Regions from separate parts of the Homo sapiens genome. Here region 2 is linked to region 1. A link is a loop called in an ENCODE intact Hi-C map of the cell type or tissue named here. Cell type or tissue: IMR-90. All regions are shown on one strand.

Region 1 (8,000 bases):
AGATGGTGCACTCATGGCGAGTTGGGGCTGGCTATGAGGGGGAGCTCAGGGGAGGATAAGGGTGGGATGAGGGTCTTGGTTTCATTCCACTCAGCCTCCTTACGGGCTGCTTGGGCTTCCTCAGGGCCTGTCTGGGTTCTGAGAACCAGTATCCCAAAGCTGTCATAGTGGCTCTTCTGCCATACTCCATTGGTCAAGCAGCCACAGGCTGCAGATTCCAGGGGAAGGAGGGGCTAGGTTGCACCCTGCCTCCTGATGGAAGGAACATCAAAGAATTTGGGGGTCATGTGTGAAAACTGACGCACCTGACTTCTGCAACATGCCTTCAATAATGTAAGGTTCCAGATGCTCCGACAGGCAGAAGGTGAATGAGTAGCAGTGTCCGCTAAGGACCACCCTTGTCATGCATGACTCCAAGCACCCAGAAGCATGCAGACCAACAAGGACCTAAAGCAGAGCCTCCCAGAGTCCTGGGCTCCAGTGATAAATCTGTTGATATGCTTTATTTGCCTGGAAGGAGAGGTTTTTATGTAAAAATAACTATCGGCTGTATCAGTCTATTCTTGAATTGCTATAAAGAAATACTTGAGACTGGGTAATTATAAAGAAAATGGGTTTATTTGGCTCATGGTTCCACAGGCTGTACAGGAAGCACAGCAGCATCTGCTTCTTGGGGGGCCTCAGGAAGCTTCCAATCATGGCGGAAGGCGAAGGGGGAACAAGGCACTTCACATGGCCAGAGTGCGAGGAAGAGAGAGGGGAGGTGCCACACACTTTTAAACAATCAGATCTCGTGAGAACTCTATCACAAAAACAGCACCAAATGGGGAAGTCCGCCCCATGATCCAATCACCTCCCACCAGGCATCACCTCCAACACTGGGGATTATAATTCAACATGAGATTTGGATGGGGACACAGAGCCAAACCATATCGTCAGTGTTTCAAAACTGGTAGAAGATTTGGCAACACTGAACTGTCATTTCCAGACGGCCCTGCTGGCCAAAATAAGGAGCGACCACCGGATAAATCCTCTGGTTTACTGCAGTCCCCGACATCCTGAACTGGCCGCTATGGGCCCTCAGGTTGGCAAACCCTAGGTCACGAATTCTAAGACATTAGAAAGACATTGGGGAATAATCATTCCCCAGTGGTTATTAGTGAACACAGTTCAGCGAGTACAGCTGGCAGACAAATGCATGGTGCTGATACGAAGTCCTCAGAAGATGTTCAGCTCTCTAGGAAGAACAATCCCAGAAGGCTTTCCAGAGGAGGTGACATCTCAGTAGTCTTGAAAAATGAGAAGGATTTGGGAGGCCAAGGCAGGAGGATCACTTGAGCTGAGGAGTTTGAGACCAGCCTGTGCAACATTGAGACAGCATCTATACAAAAAAATTCAAAAATTTGCTGGATGTGGTGGTGTGTTCCTATAGTCTCAGCTCTTGGGGGAGGGGACTGAGGTAGTGTTACAGTAGGTAGCTAGTCAGACATGAGCAGGGCAGGAGAGGGCCCTGCCTCCGGATCAGGAATGTGAGGTGACCATCAGGTGACGGTCAGGCGGTTGTTAACTGTCCCTCTAAAATAATGATAATTGGTTACAGCCAGTGCTGGGAAAGCCGGTCTCCCAATAGATAGAAACACCTGAAGCTGGTGATCAGCCGCTTCCTGATAAGATCTCAGGAGTTGGGTGAGTGGGCTCAAGCATGTGCATTAAGAGGCAAAACGGTGGGGTTTAATTGGTATATGAACTTCCTCTAGGAATGCTAGACTGGTAAGAGAAGAATACCTCCAGTGAGCACGTGCACAACTCCAGTAAACACACTGTGCTGGCCGGCCACTGTGCATGTGGACAGCCACCCAAAGGGAAGAATCAGGGGAGAAGGGACACGACCCCCTGGAAGCACTCCAATGTATAAAACCCCAAGTCAAAGGTCAAACCATACACTTGCACCTCTCAAGTCTCCTGCCTGGCCCTCTTTTTGAGTGTACTTTACTTCCTTTCGTTCCTGCTCTAAAACTTTCTAATAAACTTTCACTCCTGCTCTAAAACTTTCTAATAAACTTTCACTCCTGCTCTAAAACTTTCCTCAGTCTCTCACTCTGCCTTATGCACTTTGGTCAGACTCTTTCTTCTGAGGAGGCAAGAACTGAGTTTGCTGCAGACCTGTGTGGATTCACCACCACTAACTGTGGGAGGATCACCTGAGCCCAGGAGGGCAAGGCTGCAGTGAGCCATGATTGCAGCACTGCACTCCAGCCTGGGTGACAGTGTGACCCTGTCTCAAAAGAAAAGAAAGAAAGATGGGAAGGAGTTGTAAATATTCAGGCCTCCAGAAGCTAATGAGTTTGGTCTCTAGTTGGACATCTGAACTTTGAGATCAGAAAAGAAGCAGAAGCAAGTTTCCTCTGGATATCTCTCCCTGCAATCCCAAATCCAATCTCTGCAATCCCTGGTGGAAATAAAAAGCAAAAATGGAGGCACTAGTAGGTGATGATTTGAAAAACATCCAAAGATGCCATGATATTTTCCTCATTGCTGGCCATCCTGCCTCAAATGTCACCATCAGCACCACCATGTAGATTGCAACATTCCGTAGAAAGCACTTATTACTTGAGGGGGAGGTCATTTCTTCACATAAATCACTCATTTGCCCATCAGTCTGAGGCAGTGTGGATTCATTAAGCTGTCAGATTAGCTAGCATAGAGGAGTGCCAGGAAGGAGATGGGGGAGTGAGTGTTGCTAAAGAGAAGACAGCTGTCCTGGGTGATGCTCTCTGCTGGGAGCAGAGCCCAGAGTGGGAGCCCTGAGCACACTGGGGTGAAGGGTCAGACAGGAGGCAGGAGGAAGAAGGTGAGAGCCTCAGGGGCCACCATTCTGCAGGACCTCAATCTCTCTTTTCCAACTGTAATTTCCTCTTCCACCTGACCTTAGTGTGGACTTCTTCACACTAAAGTTCTGGAAGTCTAGGATTCCATAAGTCTAATCTTCCAAAATACTATGATCCCAAGCTGTTATGGATTCTCAGAGTTGCAAGATCATTTTCTTAAGTACGGAGATAAAGATGATAAAGTATTGATTAAGATGGCGTTATCTTTGAAAATGCCAGCAAAGATACTGTGGTTCTAAGGTTCTCCTTCTAGGTGTGATGTTCTCCAGGGTCTAAGTTTTAAAATTCAGTCCTTCTAAGATTTTATGAAGCCATCAACATTTCCCATTTAGACTGAGCTGGAAGCCAGCAATCTGCAGTGAATCCAGTGATTTCTCTATGTTCTATCCGTACTGCTATTTTTCTTTACATTTAACATTTAAATTTAATTTAAAGTTTTTCTTTGGACTTAATCTCATTCTAAATAATAATAGTACATGAAACTGTGGGTTTGAAGGACAAATTCTATTTTTCTAAAAACCGACCAAATAAGCTCTGGTAACGTAGCTCCTGGCACCTCGAACCATCTCAGGCACCACAGGCAACTGGGATACCACATTTCAGAAGCCATTGCCAAAAACGCCAGTCCCTCAACCCCCAACCTATTTCTGCAGGGGAGAGCAAAGCCATCCGTTTACAAATGGGCCGCAGGTCACACCTAGGGCAGGAATTCTTTGGGCACTGAGAATGGGAGGTCCACCCATGGGTCTCCAGGGAAGGTCTTGCCCTGCTGGGTGGAGGTCGGAGTCTGGAGGTCAGGCGTCCTGCTAAGTGGAGTCTCTTGTGGACTGGAGCCAGCGGGGACCCTATGCAACACCGCCATCTAGTGGCCAGAGTGCAAGGCACCGAGGGCAGGAACTTGGAGACAAGTTTGCAGGTCCTGAAATTGGGAAAGCTGGAGAAAAGATAAAGGGACTAATGATTGAGAAACAAATAATTCGATAAAAATAAAATAAATTGTAATATGGAATCTAATCAAGTCCTAAATGGGCACTACAGAAACAACTTATGTGTCCACCATGGGGACTTGGTTAAAGAAATTATGGGATATCATCTTCGGGAATAGTGTGCAGGCATTGTCATAAGTGCCATGAGTGCCATGCTGACATGGAAAGATGCTCAGTTGAGTGGGGAAGAGAGCAGGAATCAGAGTGTCACCATGCAACTTATGCAAAATGTAAGTATAGATCCATTTCGGGCTCACATCTAGAGAGAATGTCCCCAACTCACCATCTTTCCCATGGCAGTAAATGCACCCCATTTACATGGCTGCTCAAGCCAGAAACCTAGAAATCACTCAGCCTCATGTCCCCCACCCTGACTGTTACACCAGCGCATCGCCAAGTCAGTTCTGTCTCTGAAGCCCACCGGCTTGTAATCCTCTCCACGACCACCACCTCTGGCCGGACCAGCATCATGTCTGGCCTGGATGACTGCAGGGGCCTCCAACCTTGCCCTTCTGCATTTTCCAGTACACAGCCCGGAGAATGGCCCCAGCGCCAGCTGGATCATGTTGCTTCCCTGCTTAAACTCCTCCTGCAGTTTCCTGCCTCACTAGAGTAAAAGCACCCTCAAGCCAACCTTGTTCCATACCCTTGACCCCTTCTCTCTCTGCTCCTGCTCACTGGGCTCCTTCAGGTCCTCAAATCTTTTGAGTTCTTTCCCATCCTGGTCTTTCCACCCACTGCTGGTTCCCGGCCCTGAGACAATCCTGGCCCTGCCCCATCCCTGCCAATTTCTACTCAAACCTGGGCACAATGCCGCCTCCTCAGAGCAGGCTCTGTGGGTGATATAGGATTTCACTTTTGTATCTTCTGATTTGTTTGGGAAATAAGTATTATTTTGCTATGATCAAAAAAATCAGATAATGTTCATTTTAAAATAAAATCAAATGTCTAGACCATTGGCACATGGTGAGTTCAGAGCAGGGGGAGGCTCAAAGGCTAGGGAAGGCTTCCTAAGGGAGGGGGAGCTTGAAGAAAAGGAAGCATTGAGCCCAGGAAGGCAAACAGAATTCCAGAAAGGGAAACTTGAACAAAGGCATAGAGGTGGCAGGGCAGCTAGAAGAGGTGGCACCTACTGATTTTGCTTGTTTAAAACCCTTAATTCTGGTTGTAACACCCATTTTTTTTCCTCTGAGGATGCACATTTCCCACATCCTCAGATCATGTGTTTCTAGTGAGGCTGATTCTCATGATATGGGTGTGTGAATTCAGCTGGGCCAATGAGAGCCTTTCCTGAGATTGTTGCTGCACCTATTGAAAAAAGTGTTGTCTTTCCAACAGAGTTGTCAAGCTGGAAGGATGCAAGCCCAATCTTTGCCACCACAAAGGAAGATAATAAAACCCATACGGGAGAAAACAGAGCCACAGATGGAGACAGTCACATTCCTGGTGACAGTGTTTGAGCACCTGGATCCAGCCCAACCTGAGGCCATTTTCTCCTAGGCTTTTTAGATCTGTGAACCAATAAATCCCCGCTTTAGGAGTTGGGCTAGTTTATCGTGAGTGTCTATCATTTATAACCCAAAAATTCCTAAGTTCCACACTAAGCTGGCTGGAACAGAGGCTTGCTATGGAAGACAGTGAGGGAGGCTGAGCAGACACGGCAGAAACAACAAATGTCATGGCCATTCTTTGGAGGCAAGGCCTTTATCCCAGTGGACTGAGGCATCTAGTGTGGGAATTGGAGAGTCTGAATCTCTGAGCCAAGCCAGAAATCTGAAACAACGATAGGCCCTCTCTCTTGACTGCCCACAAGCCACATTGTGTCTTCATTGACCCAGAAATCCTTTGAAAGGAGACCCAGGGACAGAAATGGCCTGGAGCAGCTCCTGTTCTTGGCTTCTTGGGGCTTTGGAAGGAAACCATCTAAGTCTTCCCAGACCGCACTGGGAAGGCCAAGAATCCACAAGACAACTGACCAGCGGGGAGAGATGGGTGAGGGTGGGGACCATTTGGGGCATTTTCCACTGCTCTTGCCCTGTTTGTTCGTGGTCGGTCTGACTGCTCCTGAGGGCCCTGGTCTCTGGCGGGGGCAGGGAGGGGGTGCTGCGGGGCTGGTGGAGGCAAGGGACACAGGCCTGTAGCTCTAGCCCAGAGTTGGGGCCCTCCTAGGAACTGCAGGATGGTGTGATACATGGAGACACCCCCAGCGCCCTGGAGGGGCAGTAGCTATGTCCTGTGCCCTCCCATCATGCCTAGCACAGTTCCTGCCACAGGGTTATATGCATGGCACTAGTTACCATTCAGAAAACAGATCCCAAGTGCTTGCTGGGAGTGAGTAGAAGAGGAGTTCACAAGGACCGAGGTGCGTGATCACGTCAGTGTCACTGACTTGTGTCTTTGGGGCTGACTTGTGCCTTTAGGGCTGTCTCCCATTCCGGCCCTCCTGTAACCGTCACATCCGGTCTCCACAGGGGCAGGACTCCCTCTGAAACCTCTGGCCTGACACCAGCCACATACCACTTTCCAGCTTTCGAGAGGTGCAGCTGAAGATGTGAATGAAAATCAATACATATGGGCAAAGATTCATTAAAATTCAATACTTATTCATGTTTTTTTTTAACTCTCAGCAAAAGAGGCACAGAGGAGAACTTTCTTAATCTGATAAAGAGTTTCCATCAAAGAAATGTGTGTGCGCGCACGCTCACACACACACACACACACAGCTAACATCATCATTAATGGTAAAATACTGAATGCTTTTCTCCTAAGGATAGGAACAAGAAATGGATGTCCGCCACTATCATTTCTATTCAACATTATACAGCAGAGCCCAGTTGTTTCGATGAGGCAGAAATAAAAATAAAAATAATAAAGTTTGAAATGAAACATACAAACTCATTATTTAAGATGATAATATTGTATATGGAAAAAATCCAAAATCCAATAATAACCTATTAGTATTAATGAGTAAGTTTAGCAAGATTGCTGGATATAATCAACATACAAAAATTAGTTTAGTGTGTATGTGCTGGCAACAATTACCAAATGAAAATTTTGAGGTGCCATTTACAATAATACCAAAATAATCATCAAATACTTATGAGTAAGTCTAATGAAAGAAGCACAAGACCTCTATGACGACACAAAACAGTGTAGAGAAATTAAAGAAGACCTAAATAGAGGACTGTAGCCTGCTTGTTGTTTGACCAGCTTAATATTATTACAATATTAAGTTGCCAGATTGATCTGTATGTTTAATACAAACCCATTCCAGCAGGTATTTACAAGAAAATTGGCATGCTGTTTTCAAAATTTATGTGGAAATTCCAAGGACCTAGAATAGGTAAAGCAATCTCACAAGAGTACGAAGCTGGATGACTTAATGTACTGGATGTCAAGGGTTTTTTCTAAATCCAGAGTAAGAAGGCAGTGTGGCATACTGTGATCCTAGTCAAGTGGACCAATACAACACAGTAGGGAGCCCAGAAACAAACCCACACGTGTTCAATCCCTGGATTCACAAGAAAGATGCACAATTCAGTGAGGAAAGGTGATATTTAATAAATGGTATTAGTTCAATTGGAGAGTCATATGGGGGAAAAATGGGCCTACCTCATATCATACCCCAAAATTAATTCGAGATCCATCATAGACCTAAATTAAAACAAAAAATCTTCTGGAAAATAAAATACAAGAATATCTTCATGACCCTGGGGTAGACAAAAATTTCTTAACCAAACAGGTTGAGAGATGTTTGAAATACATCTATGAAAATAAATACCAATATCCAGAACATACAAAGAACTTTTATAAATTAATAAGAAAAAGACAGGCTAGGCACAGTGGCTCATATCTGTAATCGCAGCACTTTGGGAAGCCGAGGCAGGAGGATCACTTGAGCTCAGGAGCTTGAGGCCAGCCTGGGCAACACAGCGAGACCATGTCTCTACTAAAATTAAAAAAAAAAAAAAATAGCTGGGTGTGGTAGGGGCACCTGTGCTCCCAGCTACTTGTGAGGGTGAGTTGGGAGGATTGCTTGAGCCCTGGAGATCCAGACTGCAGTGAGCCGTGATCACGTGACTGCACTTCAGCCTGGGTGCCAGAGCAAGACCCTGTCTCAAAAAGA
Region 2 (8,000 bases), 290 kb before region 1:
TTGAATCAAGAAGACAAGGATAAACTCTCGTCCTAGAATTGCAGAATCCCGGCAGCCTGGAGTGAACCTCTAGATCTGTTCTTTGTTTCCCAAGCATTTATTGAGCACTTGCTGTGTGCCAGGCACTTCCCATGTACTTTCTCACCCTTGCAACAGGCCTGTGGGTTATGAACTAAATTGCCCCATTTGCAGTTGAGGAAACTGAGGCTTAAAGACAAAGTTACTTTCCAAGGTCACACACCTAGGAAAGAAGTAGTAGAGCATGAGCCTACCCAGGCCGCCTGACTTCCAAGTCCAAACATTTCACCCCGGGGGCGTTCCTTCACGGTCAGCTTATTCAGCCTCCCCTGCTGGGTCCAAGGGACCCCTCGGTTGTATTCCCAACATGTGGCCACTGCTCTGCTATCCCCAGGCTCCCCCAAGTCCTCTGCCTTCTCTGTGCTTCTCCTGTCCCGGGACAGCCCTGCAGAAACAGCGATGCCTCTCCACAAGTCTCCCTGCTCCAGGCTGAGTGAGCCCCGCTCCCCACAGGACAGTCTCCTCCCGCTCTCCGCCTGGCTGTCACCTCCATCCATACCCCATCCTCTGTATGTCCCTGTTGCAGAGCAGAGCCCAGAGTGGAGCCCAGGGCCTGGGGAGGTCTGAGCCAGGCAGAGCAGACAGACGTGCCAGGCTCCTCCCTGAATGCCCCAACCGCACATTGGCCTTGCTTGTGCGTGTCTCCCTCTGGAATGCATGCTGATCTCTTCAGCTCAGGTCCGGGCATTGTCTCTGTCTGTCGGCTTGAATGTTCAGTCCAGCAGGACCATCTGCCTGTCTTAATTGTCCAGATCGTTGTGAAGGCTCCCAGCCCTGTCTCCCCACCCACTGGGGAGATAGTCAGATGGAGCGGAAAGCACCTCCATCAGCCAAGGGACTCAGGCTGACCGCAACTCTTCATGGGTCCTTGGCAGGTCCGTGTTCCTCCTGGCCTCAGCGTCCCTTCTGGGCCCCCAGCCCTGCTCTCCCGGGCCTGGAAGCCTTGCTGCCTCCCCCCTCCCGCTCACTCACTCCCCTTGGGCCAACCTTGGCTCTCTGGTTCCCACATTTTGCTATCTTGGCCGAGGTGATGGTGACTCATAAGCAGATGTGGTGGGCAGGTGGGCAGGCGAAGCGGGGCACATGGCCAGCAGCCACTAGCAGCCCATAATTAGGGGTGCTGGGGTCCCTGTAGGATGACCTTGGGCAAGATCCTTGCTCCTCGCTGTGTCTCAGTGCCCATGCGCAGAGTGGGTTTGTTGAGGAAGGTTTGTTTGGGGTTTGTAAGCAGCCGAGGGTCATTTGGAATTCAAGCTGGGGATGGAGGTGAAGGGGTTCCAGGGTGGCTGAGGCCAGAGCTGAAGCAGCCCCTAAAGACCGCAAGCCCTACTCCTCCCGCAGCCCCACATATACTCCCATTTTATGCATGAGGAGATTGAGGCCGGTTTTGCCCAAGGTCATCCAGCCAGTCAGAGGTGGAGGTAGATCTAGGAGTTGAACTCAGGGCCCCTCTGAGGCACCAGCGGTGCCGCTGCGGGGAGGGTGGCATACTAGAATGTTCCTCACACTTCATTACCATGCTGGTGTCTTCTTCTAGGGGTAGATGGGCAAGGAAGAGAGTGGGATGGCCAGCAGTGAGTTGACACAGTGGGACTGAGAGGTGCCGAGGGCTTGGAGCCCTAGATGAGGCCCCAGCCAGCCGGAGGGCTTCCTGGGGGCAGCAGTCTTGAAGGGCTTGTAGGACTTGGCCTGGCAGACAGGGATTAGGAAGAGGGCATTCCTGGAGGATGGTGATAAAAAGGCTCAGAGGTGGGAATTGGCTCTGCTACTTGGTGCTGGGAATGGGAGGCGGGGAGGCTGGAGAGGGCTGGTCAGTTTGGGGCGCAGGGGGCTCAGCTGCCAGGCAGCAGGCACTGGCCTGGAAATCCCAGGGTCAAGCCCTGTCCTCAAACATGTGGTCGTTGCCAGGGCCCACCCCCAAACCCTGCAGGGCTCCCACCCCCATACCTCTGCTGATCTTTCTGGCATATTCTCAGCTGGGTGGCCTGGGGTCCTTGGATGGTCCTTCCCATGTTCTCACCCTGCCTGAGGGTCCACCGTGGGTCCACAGCTCCAGGGTTCTCTTTCAATATTCAAGTCTACCATGAGGACACAGAATCTGGTGATCACCACGTCCACCAAGCCCTTTTGAGAATGTGTGTGAATTGAACTGTGATTTAAGGCTTTGGAGCCAGAGAACTGAGCTGTCTCTGGGCTCCAGTTTCCTCGTCTGTAAAATGAAACGATTGATGATCCCAGCCTCATGGGACTGAAGTAAATGCCCCTAGAGGTGAGAAGTAGTATGAAATCTGTAGAGTGCCAGCTGGGGGCCAGCCGGGATTGTCATTATTAGAGGCTTATGTTCCCATTTTCTCTGAGCCTCAGTTTCCCCACTTGGGCGTAGAGGATGTCTGTCCAGCATGGTCAGATGTTGTGGCATCTGGGAAGATGGTTTGTTCTTCCTGGTTGGGGAACCCTCCAGGAAGTGGCCCCAGAATAACGGGGTGAATGGCCACCACCGTGTTCAGCCACACACTGGGTCTCCACTGAAGCCGCATCCAGACTGAGCTGTGGCCTCTCCTGCCAGGGCTCAGAGGCCATGGTGTGGGACTAGGGGGAGCCATAGGGAGGCAGGCTGCAGCTGGGATAACAGACTGACTGTCACCCCTTACAACTGTTCAGGAATAGGGTGGGCTGCTCAGAGGTGGTGAGCTCCCATTTATGGAGGTGTACAAGCTGTACTAGACAGCAGAGAGGATTCCTGCATTGAACTACAGTGTTAGAAGGGATGAATTGTTGATTTCTTTCCAATATGGCAATTCAGAGATTATGTACATTCATCATATATTTCTCATTCATTCATTCTGCAAACACTTGTGTAGCACTTACTGTGTGCACAACGCTGCCCTGGGCATGGGGTTGAAATCAGTGAGCAAGACAGTTGTGGATCTCCCATTTAGTGGAAAAGAACAGGTGGAGGAAGGGCTGAGAGGAAAGGCATTGGAGGAAAGGCTGAGGGAGGTAAAGGAGACACACCCCACATGGCCAGGGTGGGCCTCTGGGTGGAGGGTATTAGACTGGACTGTAAGGATGAAAGTGAGGAAGAACATTCCAGGCAAAGGGAAGAGTCTGTGCAAAGGGCTCAAGGAGGGAGCACCTGGTTCTCATGGTCTGGCCCTCTGCCCATCCTAGTTGGGCTGTCTTACCAAAGCCCCTTCCCCTCTCTCGACCTCAGTTTCGCACTGTAGCATGGGAACTGCAATGTCTATCCCATAGGATTCTTGAAAGATTCCATGAGACAGTGTACATAAAGTGCTGTGTACCCAGTAGGTGCTCAGCAAATGCTGGCCCTTTCCTTCTCTCTAAGGCGTTTGCGTTTGGACGGAGGGTCATGCTTGATCCATGGGTGGGTGGTGGGACTCTGGGCACAGTGTTAGCCACAGGCTGACGCTGGCACCAAAGCCGGTCACAGGCACGGGATGACAGCTGTGCCCACCCCTCCCAAAGCCTGATCCACTACCCTCATGCCTTGATTACCAGCCACAAGGGGGAGTCGCTGCATCAACTCCAGTGTGCGGAGGTCCGTGCACTGCTTCTGACGGCTTGGCCTGTGTACAGCTGCACAAGCTCTCTGTGTCTTCACCGGAGGGGCCTCCGGAGAGCCTGATCCTTCCTAAATGTCATCCACATGGCCGGTCACAGTGCCGGGAATGCCCCGATTCGGTGACCTCTCTTCTCCGCAGAACTGTGTCTGCGGAACCCGGCCCTGCGTGCCTAGCCAGCCCACCTGCTCTTTAGGGCCCCTTTTGGTGGTGCCTTTCCTTCCCACTTCCCACCCTCTGCCCAGGCTGTGCCCTCTCCCTGGAAATCCCTGCCTACCTCACCTTTGAGTGTTGAGTTTCTTTGTCCCTCAAGGCGTGGCTCAGACACTGCCTCCACCCGGCAGCTTTCCTGGACTCCTCCTCTGACCATCCCTGACTCTGTGGCCACCTTTGTTCTGGGTGGTTTTGTGGCAGATCCTCTTTGGATGTAGTCCCTTTTATAAGAGATACTGACATTTCAACATGTGTAATGTTCTTGGCCCCCAGTAGGCCCTGTGTGAGCAGTGACTGGACTTTGAACTTGGGTTTCTTGACAACATTCTCTAGGACAGGGCAGGGAGGGGCCACTGCATCCTGAGATTGGATGCTTAATGCTGCTTTTTCCTGGAGCTGAGCCCCAATAGCTTTGTCCATTTATTTCCATGTTTTGCTTTTTGTTAGGAAGGCAGAGAGAGGGCTGGTGGACAGTCAGAGCAGCCCCTGAGGGGAGGAGGATGGGGAGGGTGGACAGACAGCAAGGCCTGACCCCTCACCCAGGAGCGCTCTGAGCACCCATTCAAGTCAGTTTTCTAAGACACTTAGCTGACCCTATCCCTCTCTCCCTCCAAACTCTTCCAGCAGCATCCTCAGGAGAGAGTTCCAACTTCTAACATGCCATTTGAGGCACCTATTTATTTTTAATTTTTGAACTCCAAGTTCCAAAGCTTGAGCTAAATTTCTCAGTTCAAAGCACACATGGTTCTGGGCCATCCCAGCGCCAGATCTGGCTCTGTATAATCTTATTTCTTCTCCTTCATGCCCTATCCCCACCCCAAATTCCTTCCCTCTAAACTTGCACTTGAAATAGGTGAAACAGGTCTTTCCGTCTGTGTGTGCCCTTGCAGCATAGATAGTGCTTTATGTGTCTGCTTTCGATACATAATGACACCACATTTCAATACATAAATGATACCACGGGGTAGATCTCATTCTGTCTCTCTTCTTTCCTTCCTTTCCATCTTTCCTCCCTCCCTTTCTCCCCTCCTTTCTTTCTTTAATGTGACACTAGGTTTTCTAAGATCTGTTCATGTGGCTGCACTTCTAACTGCTGTGTCACACAACACGGTGTGCAGTCACCACGTTACCTGTCCCCTACCCTAGGATGGAGTCCCAGGTCACCTTTACCAACATTCTCAAGAGTTCATGCCCCTTAGGGACCTGGGTAGGGGGTGGAATTACTCTGCAATAACTTCCAGGAGTGAGGGTACTGGGACACAGGTGGCCAGACATGGAATTTCTCCTAACACCACCAGGTGCTGCCACTGTGGCTGCCTCAGTTTACCCCCCACCAGCTGTGCTGTGACTTTCCATCTCCATCTCCCCACATCTTCACCGGCTCTTGGTTTTGTCTGCATTTCCAGCATTTGCCATTTTGAGGAGAGTCAAGTGGGAGCTCGCTGTTTCTGTTTTCACTTCTCTGGTGACAGTTAGTTGGGACACCTCTGCATGAACTTGGGGTCATTTGCCCTCCACGCCCTGTGCCTCGCCTGTTTATAGCTGGTGCCCATTTTTCTTTTTCTTCCTGTTTTGCATCAAGATACATCCTGACTCCATGCTTTCTGACCTCTCCCACTGGCAATTCCTCAAACGTGCCCTATTGGCTGTCATTAGAGGAGCTTTGATGCTCAACTGAAGGGGAAAATGAGGCTCAGAGCAGAAGGGACCTGGATTCCAGATCTCCCGCCTCTCAAGTGCCTGGCCCATTTCCTCCCTCAGACCCCTCACCCCCGTGCCATCCTGACCCTTGCAGCCCACTCCCGGTAGTTGCCATTGCAAAATAGAAGTTAGGTCACAGCACGACCCTGCTAAAAACCCTCCCCTCACACTCAACAGAATCCCAACTCCTCTCCCTGGCCTCGGCCGACCTTGTCTCTGTGCGTTAGCTGCACCTGCCCCTCAGCTGCTCCTGGTACCCAAGCTTGGTCGGCCTACCTGGAACCTCCTCCTCCCTTTGTGCCTTCTCATCCAGCTCCAGGCAGTTACTGCAGAGCAGTCCCCTCCCTCTACCCCACCCACAGGTCCCTACGGGGTGTGAAGATGCTGGTGAAGGAGACCTGGGGCTCAGCTTAAAGGTCGCCTACTCTGAGAGCCTCTCCCTGACCACCTGCCTTGTATTCTCTGTGCCAACATCGTGACTGTGTCTGTCACAGCCCTCGGGACCATCTCAAATGCCTTCTGTCTGTCCGTCTGTCTGTCTTTCTTGCTGGATCTCTGGTCCTCCCTAGACCAGAAGCTCTAAGAAAGGAGGGTCTGCCTGCTCTGTTCACTGCTGAAACGTCTGGCCCAGCTGACCTCTGGAAGGTAGTAGGTGCTTAGTAAATATTCTCTGAGTGAACAAGTAACCAGAGAGACAGGGCAGGGCCATGATCAGGCTGGCCATCTCCCTGTGCCCACATGCTATAGTTTTTTAGGTGTTTCGCTCATTCACTGAGCTTCTCAACAAAGACCTTGTTAGTACAGACAACTTCATCATCCACATTTTAGAGGAGGAACCTGAGGCTCAGAGAGGCCCACTGTACAGCTGTGCTCCCATGTCCTGTCCTCCAGGAGGGAAGCTATTGTGGGTGTCAAGGGAAGCATGGAGCCCAAGAGGGAGCCCCTGGGAGCTGCCCCATCCGTGGCCAGGCCCCTGGCCTGCTGGTGACTTGACCCTGCCCAGTCAGGGGTTCCCAGCCCCTCTCAACATGTGTTTGTCGCTGGCTGGCTGCGTTGGCCCTCCTGACTCTGTGTTCACATGCCTGGGCTGTGGAGAGTGGTTCGGTGTGTGCATTTCTCGGGGCCACTGGGTGGGGATGCTGTCAGGCAGGCCTGGGTTCAAACCCTGGCTCCCCCTGACATTCTGCCTAAGGGCAAGTGGCTTTACCTTTCTGGGCCCTGGCTTCCTCATCTCTGAAGTGGAGATGTTCCTGGGATGAAATGAGAAAATGTGTGCAAAATGCTGGTCACAAGGCCTGGTGCGTGGAGTCTCTGCTCCGATTATGTTAACGGTGGCTCTTCCCAACATTCTGGACACCCCCTCTCCTGGGCCTGTCCACACGGCTGCCATGCTTTGCTCTTGCGGCTGTCGGAGCCTCCTTGGCCTGTGGCCTTGCGTGTTTTCCTGTAGGCTGGCAGGCTCTGTGGGTCTGAGGCTCACAGCTTGGGGCAGCCCACTGGGTGGCACTACTCCTGAAGCTCCTCCCAGCCTTCCCTGAAGTCAAGTGAGGGGCCATGAGGGCTGGGGAAGATGTGGAATACCTTGGACAGAGTGAGGACAAGACCAAACAGCGCCCCCTAAGAGGGGGTCCCCTAGTGCCCCTCCCCTGTGGCTGGTGGAATCCCAGACTGAGCCTCAGTTTCCCCATCTATAAAATGGGTACGATAATGCCTACCTGGCTGAAATGTTTAACAACAAGATGCAGGTTCTGAGAGGACCAGGCAGGGAGGGAGCAATTGTCCTGGCCCGGCCCCTGGGGTGGAGGGAGGAGGGTCGGAGGAAGAAGCAACGGACAGCCCAGAGCAATAAAGGTTTATCTCTCTTGTCCTTGAATTGCCATTGCTGCCTCCCTCTCACCCAGACTTCATTTCCGGCTGTCACTCAGGGCCCCTGGTGGGCTCAGGACAAGGCTCGCCTGTGTTATGACGGACTCAGCCCTGGAGTCAGAGATGAAGGACGGAGGCCTGGGTCCAGGCCCTCGCTGTGCTGGTGGGGCACCCCCGACAAGGCCCTCTGTGGGTCTCAGTTTTCCCATCTGCGCAGCATGGGCTTGGTTCTCAACTACAGTGGCCACTAGCCTCTGGGTGGGAGGGGCTAGGGGTGCTAGGAACCCTGCAGTGTGAGAGCAGCCCCGCACAAGCAGAATGCCCCAACTCTAGTGCCAGTGGTGCCCCACTGAGAGACAATGTGAGGGACCTGCAGGCCTGGCCCTGCGTTGGGAAGAGCATGTGGTGACCGTGAGTTTGCAAAACGCTTCCAAGGTCTCTGATCCTCACTCCTCACAAGGGGCAAAGTGAATCTCAGACAGATGTGACTTGCCTAGGGTCACACAGCTTGTGGGTGGTGGAGCTGGGATTCGAACCTGGGCATGTCTGACCTGTGTGCTT

The links. Hi-C counts contacts between places; a loop is a spot of excess contacts. Peaks named below come from ENCODE experiments on the same cell type or tissue, not always from the same donor. Only the 100,000 strongest peaks of a DNase experiment are listed, where the experiment ranks them.
Region 2: it touches region 1 in a loop (27-fold over the local background); 40 of 110 quality-filtered maps call a loop at or near these places.

Annotation. Positions count from the first base shown.
Region 1 is chr3:14,257,079-14,265,078 of GRCh38, reverse strand. No RefSeq gene overlaps it. Among named protein-coding and RNA genes, the nearest start is that of LSM3, 82 kb to the right of the region's middle. In IMR-90, a CTCF peak has its summit at 3,752 (motif pointing left); a DNase peak (open chromatin) is centred at 3,738; H3K27ac peaks cover 447 bases.
Region 2 is chr3:14,544,064-14,552,063 of GRCh38, reverse strand. It overlaps a transcript of GRIP2 not described here. Among named protein-coding and RNA genes, the nearest start is that of GRIP2, 7.7 kb to the right of the region's middle. RefSeq lists an enhancer at 3,645-4,145. In IMR-90, CTCF peaks have their summits at 2,320 and 3,608 (motif pointing right); no DNase peak of the experiment used is centred here; H3K27me3 peaks cover 3,002 bases.